Regions from separate parts of the Homo sapiens genome. Here region 2 is linked to region 1. A link is a loop called in an ENCODE intact Hi-C map of the cell type or tissue named here. Cell type or tissue: A673. All regions are shown on one strand. Links, peaks and the distances in the headings refer to the core of each region. The heading gives the core; the rest is flanking DNA.

Region 1 (4,818 bases), core at 902-3,401:
GCACCCGCCACCACGCCTGGCTAATTTTTGTATTTTAGTAGAGTTGGGGTTTCACATGTTGGCCAGGCTGGTCTCGAATTCCTGACCTCAAGTGATCTGCCCACCTTGGCCTCCCAAAGTGCTGGGATTACAGGCGTGAGCCACTGCACCCGGCCTTAGAGGCCAACATTTAAAAATCAGAACAGTCATATACAAATTCTGAGCTGCTTTCGTAAAATCAGAAGCTCCAACCCATTTGGCCTGACTTCTTTGGCACAGGGCTAAGGGGCAATTGCCCTCTGCAGATGGAGACTCTGGCCCTGGTTCACTGCAGGCCCCACCTAGACGCTCACCCACATGAGCTGCCTGGCCCTGTGAACACTGTGGCCCCTGGCCAGGGGAGACTTCTCAGGCCAGGTGCAGTATCTCTATCTCCAGGGCCTGAACCTGGGACTGAAACATGGTAGTAACTCAGTAAACACTGGTTGAATCAATGAATGAATAAACACACGTATGTGACATTAAATCTAAATATACGTCTTTCATTCTGGCATTCAAAGCCCTCCTTGATTCTGTCCAAAACTGCCAATCACTACGATAGTGACAATAATGGTGAATACAGTAATAGTACACCACGTATGACTCTATAGCCCTGCAGAAAATTCCAGTTATTCCTGCTACAGCCCTTGGGATATGTATTATATCCCCCATTTTATGAATAAGAGGGGAAGCAATTTGCCAAGGGTCATACTGCTCCTTTGGGGACAGAGCTCAAGCTGGATGTCAGACCCCAGTGACTTCCAGTCCCATCCTTTCCACTCATCTCTCCGGGAGAGATGCATCTTCCAGAAAGCCTCTACCAGATAGGGTACCATGGCAGAGGTGGGAGGACCCAGAGAAGGTTCCAGGCCCACCCTCCAGGGGCCACTGCTTTTCTTCTGCATGGGAATCTTGCAAGGTGCTTGCCAAAATGCATCTTCCCAGCCATCGGGATCTCTGGCCGTGGATCCAGGAACCTGCATTTTCACAAGCAGCCCAGGAGATTCGGTTACACTGGCAGGTTTGGGATCCTCTGGTTTTTGAGAAGGGCTGCCCTAAAGGGACCACACAGGGACTCCAGGAAACCCTCCATCCCACTGGGCATCTGGGAGCCTTCAGGCAGAAGTGGGCATTGTCTCCTTGTTTCTTCACCCATTCTCAAGGCACTATGGTGGGCTCTCAGCAGTGCACATGCCAGACCCTGCCCCTGACTTGGACATACAGTCTCCTGGGGGAGACAGAAAGTAACCGACATGCAATCTAAGATGTGCTATGAAAGAAAAATATGGAGAGGAATGAGAGGGAATCAGAGGGGTCCCCCTTGGGGCATCAGGGAACCTGAGCTTGGAGGGAGGAGGAAGTAGGAACTGGGGAGATCCCTTCCACAAGCTAAGGTGTATGGACTGGGCATTCAGAGTAAAGGGAAGAAGGGATATAGAAAATAGACATATAAAGAGATTTGCTATAAGGAATTGGCTCACATGCTTTTGGAGGCCGACCAGTCCTCAGATCTGCTGCAAGCTGGAGACCCAGGGGAGCCCAGCCTGAGTCTGAAGGCCTGAGACCCAGGAGAGCCAATGAATTGTGTAAGTTCCAGTCCCAGCCTGAGTCTGAAGGTAGGACAAAACTAATATCCCAGCAGAAAGAGAGAAAATTTTTTCTTATTCTGCCTTTTGTTCTATTTGGGACTTCAGTGGATCAGATGAGGTCCTCCCACATGGGGAGGCTAGTCTGCCTTACTCAATCCACTGATTCAAATGCTAATCTTATCCAGAAACACCCTCATAGACACACCCAGAAATCGTGGTGAGCCAAATATCTGGGCACCCTGTGGCCTAGTTGAGCTGACACATAAATTAACCACCACAGTGCAGTTGGGCAAAGAGAGGAGATTGGTTGAGGCTTTATGACCTCTTGTCAGAGCAGGGAGGGGTTGACCATGCCTTGCCGCTGCTTCCCAGTGCAGAAAGGCCCACCATATCCCAGGATGGGATCAGGAAGGTTCTTGGGCCTCTGGTTAGCACCATCAATCTGTCCCCCACCCCACGTGATGCTGACTCGGGCTCCCAGTAAGGGTGTTCACTCTGGCTTCCTTCCAGTCCCTGGACGGCTGTGTGTACCCCTGTCTCCCTGGAGAAGCCACTTGGACAACCCCAGCTCAGGGAGCTGGCCTTAGCCAGGCCACAGAGAAACTCCAGTTGCCTCCAAGTCCCTCCTGACATTTATGAGGTGCTGCTGAAGGGGGCCTGCCTCAAACCCTGAAGGAATGTTAATTGACTAAAGCTGTTGCCCGTGCTCTTGCTTAGCCCAAGTTATTACCATTTTATTGTTATTTGTTTTCCCCCCAGAGGCACCTGGGTGGGGCTGAGTGGGCTGGAGCTGCCTTTGGACTGGAGCCAGAGATGGGAAGAGGCTGGGGACAGAGGCAGGGTGTGTGTTGGGGGCATGGACGACCCTCAACTTGTCCCCAACTCCTATACAGCTTCTTCCTCTTGTCAGGGCCTCAACTCAGGGAGGGGATGAAGAAAAAAGTCTGGAAAGGGAGTAAAACGCAGAGGCTAAAAACATGGCTTTGGTGTCCCAGACCCTGAAGGGTCCAAAAGCTGGCTCTGCCCTCCTCAGCTTTGTGAGCCCCGGAGCTTCACTCCCCATGTCTGTTGTAATGATATCAGCCTTTCTGGGCTGTCCTGATGGAAAATGTGCCTGCTCAGCACATAGGGGTTACATTTCTCATAGGAGAGCCACCTCTGGGGCAAGTTTGAAAACATCTTACCGTACTATTCACAGTTGGAAAGACCCTTCCAGAGGGTCTGCATTACTGTCAAGATGATGAAACTAGCGCAGACAGGAAAGGAGACTTGGGCAGTGCCTCTCTGCAACAGACATGGGGCTGGGTCCAGGCTGCTGTTGGTCTGGGCCCTGCTCCGTCTTGAGTCAGCTCCAAGCACCTGGGGCAGTGGGGTTGTTGAGAACATGGTAGTGACGGCTTCTTCCAGGAAGGTGACCTAAGGGTGAGGCATGGAGTGGGTCGGGGCTTGAATTTGCCCAAAAGATCCCTCATTTCAAAGCCTCAGCCCACTTCCAGAGCAGAGAAATATTCTTGAGCTATCATAGACTGCCTCCTTCTTCCTCCTCCCTTTCTCTCCCCACCCAACCCCCCCTTTTTTTTGAGCCAGGTCTTGCTCTGTTGTCCAGACTGGAGTGCAGTGGCACTATCTCGGCTCACTGCAACCTCCACCTCCCAGGTTCAAGCGACTCTTGTGCCTCAGCCTCCCAAGTAGCTGGGATCACAGGCATGCACCATCATGCCCAGCTAATTTTTGTATTTTTAGTAGATACAAGTTTTGCTATATTGTCCAGACTGGTCTTGAACTCCTGGCCTCTCAAGTGATCCACCCGCCTTGGCCTCCCAAAGTGCTGGGATTACAGGTATAAGCCACTGCGCCCAGGCTCTCTTCCTCTTTTTCTTTCTCTTCCTTCTTCCTCCCTCCCTTCTACCCTTCCTTCCTGAGCTTAGTCAATAGTTAATTATTTCTTTTCTTTTTTCTTTCTTTCTTTCTTTTTTTTTTTTTTTTTTTTTTGTGAGACAGAGTCTCACTCTGTCACCCAGGCTGGAGTGTAGTGGTGTGATCTCAGCTCACTGCAACCTCCTCCTCCCAGGTTCAAGTGATTCTCGTGCCTCAGCCCTCTGAGTAGCTGGGATTACAGGCAGGCGCCACCACACCTGGCTGATTTTTGTATTTTTAGTAGTGATGGGGTTTCACCATGTTGGCCAGGCTGGTCTCGAACTCCTGACCTTGAGTGATCCACCCGCCTTGGCCTCCCAAAGTGCTGGGATTACAGGCGTGAGCCACTGCGCCAGGCCAATAGTTAATTATTTCATCCCTGTACTTACTCACTATGTGTTGGATACTGTGTCAAACACTTTCCTCCATCAGTCCTGTGCCTGTAACGAGTTGTGTTGAGCTTCCAATTACACAAATCTGACTAATGTTGTTCCAACACATTTGAGTTTCAAATTTCTCCTATCCTGAGAACCTGCAGCTAGACAGTCTATGACGGGGATGGCTGCTCCATGATATCATCCAGAGCCTAGGCTGCTTCTGCTCTGCCATCTTTAGTACATGGCTTCTATTCTTGAGGTCACCTCATGGCCCAAGATAGCTGTTGGAGCTCCAGCCGTTGCATCTGAGCTCTAGCATTATGTACAAGAAGGAGGAGAAAATCAAAAAAAGCACCATCAGTCCGGGTATGGTGGCTCATGCCTATAATCCCAGCACTTTGGGAGGCCGAGGCGGGCAAATCACAAGGTCAGGAGATCAAGACCATCCTGGCTAACACAGCGAAACCCCATCTCTATTAAAAATACAAAAAATTAGCTGGGCGTGGTGTTGGGCGTCTGTAGTCCCAGCTACTTGGGAGGCTGAGGCAGGAGAATGGCATGAACCGGGGAGGCAGAGCTTGCAGTGAGCCGAGATCACGCCACTGCACTCCAGCCTGGGCAACAGAGGGAGACTCTGTCTTGGAAAAAAAAAAAGCACCATCAATCTGTCTCTTAACCTCCTAGTCAGTTGTCTTTCAGGTACTTTCCTGAAAGTCCTAACCAATGACTTTCGCTTCGATCTTGTTGGTCTCCTCTATGCGCAAAGATGACTGGGAAATTCAGTTTTCAACTGGGCACGTTGACAATTCTGTTCTGTTGCTAAGGTAGAAGGAGAGAATAGATCTTGGATGATGGAGATAAACACTAGCATTTTGTTCCATCATCCCCACTGATTTTTGCCTCCCACAGCCTTGGGA
Region 2 (2,500 bases), core at 1-2,500, 570 kb after region 1:
ATTAGTAAGTGTGGTTTTCTTCCTCTTGAAAACTAGCTTTACGAAGTAATACCAACTCCAATTAAATTTTGACCTACTTTAATTCCTCATCAATGGCACCATAAGCTGGTACACTCAAAGTAAACCAGTTACTTTGGCCACCAAATTAGGCCACCTCTGTTTCTAAAATAACTAGGATACAACGGAGTAGCATGCATTTAGTTACTATACAGTATCGTGCAAACTTACAGACTTTAAAAACATTTCCTCCATTTTTCCAAAGTTCTGTTTCTTAGGACTTTGATTTTAAACATGTCTACCTTAGGGTTCTAAATAATAATGTCTCCTATGAGAACATGTGGGGTAAAACCATTCTCTAATTTGACAAGCTATATTCTAAAAGATTACTGCAAACCTGCTATGTTAGGACAGGGTTGAAAGTACTATCTGAAATCTGAGGGATGTTTAGAGGACTGACCCCCAGACAAGGGATTTAAAATGTTTTTTGGCCAGGCACAGTGGCTCATGCCTGTAATCTCAACACTTTGGGAGGTAAGGCAGGAGGATCATTTGAAGCCACAAGTACAAGGTCAGCCTGGGCAACAAAGTGAGACCCCCATCTCTACAAAAAATAAAAAAAAATTAGCCAGGAAAGGTGGTGCACACCTGTAGTCCTAGCTGCTTGGGAGGCTGAAGCAGGACGATCGCTTGACCCCAGGAGTTGGAGGCTGCAGTGAGCTATGATCTTGCCACTGCACTCCAGTCTCAGTGGACAGAAAAAAAATTTAATTTTTCCAGAGAAAAGGGAAGGGAAAAAGTGTTCCATAATCTAGGATATGTTCAAGAGCCTTTGCTCTTATAGTCAAATATATAAAAACAATTTTCCTTAAAGAAATACCAGTCTATGAGCCAAGGCAAGCTTTGGCTAAATGATTGGTTAGCTTTTATTTGGCTCTAGAGGTTTCCATGGAAACAGCCTGAGAGACAGAAAAGGCAGCATTATCATCTTTATCCATGATGCCATCTGATAAAACTGCACATTGATTCATTCATGCTATTCAGAGCAGATGTATTACTTCTGATAAGCCTGGACAAAGGGAGGCATGAGTTTTATCCCGTCACGCTTTGAATTTCCTGTCTTCCCCTGTTTGAAACCTTAAATTAAAATCCTGATAAAACCTCCTCTGAACATTTCCCTCAGGAGCCTCTAGCTGAAGTAATGCTTCAATAATCAGAAGTCATATGAAGAAACGTGAAGCCCCAAATGGAGCTCCACTGCCAAGTTCTTAAAATTATATGGCACCACGCTTCCTGTAGCTGAAGAAATTGTTCTGAAGAGTATTTACAATTCCATTATATCAGATCTCAGCCAGGCAAGAAATGTCATCATAAGTGTTTATTATATACAGTTGAAGCAGGTGGCATCATCCATCATTTTTCTTCCTCTTGATGTCTAGATCAGTTGTGTGTGTATTTTAATATAGTAACACACCCTCACAATTATCTAATCTTATTTCAGGTTAGTGCTTCTTGGAAAGGCTACAAAAGCAGCCATAGCTCAGAATTATGTATCTGAAGTAAACAAAAATAAAAACCTCAACAACAAAATATTAACCAAACAAACAAGATAAAGACGCATGCAACCTATAGCACCATACCTAAGACCACAAAGGGCAGGAGGGTTGACAGAGGTCTTAAGAGGAATCCAGTTTTGGGTTTTCTCCTAGGATGAGATCCCAAATATAGAACCTATTTGTAGAGTCCAATACTTTTAAAAAGGGAAAGCCTGAGAAATTCTGTTAACAGAAATATGAAAATCCATGATTTTCCAGAAGACAGATGATTTGACACTGTTCTTATTCTAAAAGCATCAAAGACGTTATACCTTAGAAATAAACTGCTCACTTTGGAAGATCAGTTAGGCAATCCCTGCCAACCTCAATGAACTAAAATGATATCTCAGTAAGTTAAAAATATGATACACCCCCACCAAGGACCAATTTACTCATGGAAAGTAGTTTACAGAGCAGTTAGCTCTCTGACATCTGTATAACCCTACAGACATGTGCTACATTGAAAAGATTCAATCTTGCACATATCATTATATGCTCCACATGGCAAAACATCTGAAAAACACTCAGATGTTTTTCAAAAACCTCTGTGCATTATGACATTGGTGTGGAAATTTAGATCTCAGCTTAATCCTTTCCAAAAGAAGCGAGTAAAAGTCCCGGGAAAGGTTTACTTAGAGATGAGTGAAGATTCTGGTAATTTAAAGGTGATGGGTTAAGAAGCTATAGAGCTAGAAACAACTTCAGATCTCACCTAATCCCTCATCTTATTGACGGAAAAACTGAAGTCCCAAGATAAGTATCAGATCCAACCAATGGAAGAACTGTGACCAGAAGAGAAACCATGGGACTCTTAGTTCAGTGCTTTTCCCCATCATGTTTATCTGGGGCTCCTTTAAATCTTAGCATGCATAATTTAATAAAGCTCTAAGGAAAATGACTGAAAAGTA

What was found. Peaks named below come from ENCODE experiments on the same cell type or tissue, not always from the same donor. Only the 100,000 strongest peaks of a DNase experiment are listed, where the experiment ranks them.
Region 2: a loop joins it to region 1, with 4 times the contacts of the local background. A loop is called at or near these places in 2 of 110 quality-filtered maps.

What each region holds. Positions count from the first base shown.
Region 1 is chr5:154,625,218-154,630,035 of GRCh38, reverse strand. No RefSeq gene overlaps it. Among named protein-coding and RNA genes, the nearest start is that of MIR3141, 32 kb to the right of the region's middle. In A673, for the core only: no CTCF peak of the experiment used is centred there; a DNase peak (open chromatin) is centred at 1,875.
Region 2 is chr5:154,053,894-154,056,393 of GRCh38, reverse strand. MFAP3 (microfibril associated protein 3) reads right to left here. Exons shown (of 3, transcript NM_005927.5): 3 at 1-2,500. Among named protein-coding and RNA genes, the nearest start is that of MFAP3, 16 kb to the right of the region's middle. In A673, for the core only: no CTCF peak of the experiment used is centred there; a DNase peak (open chromatin) is centred at 993.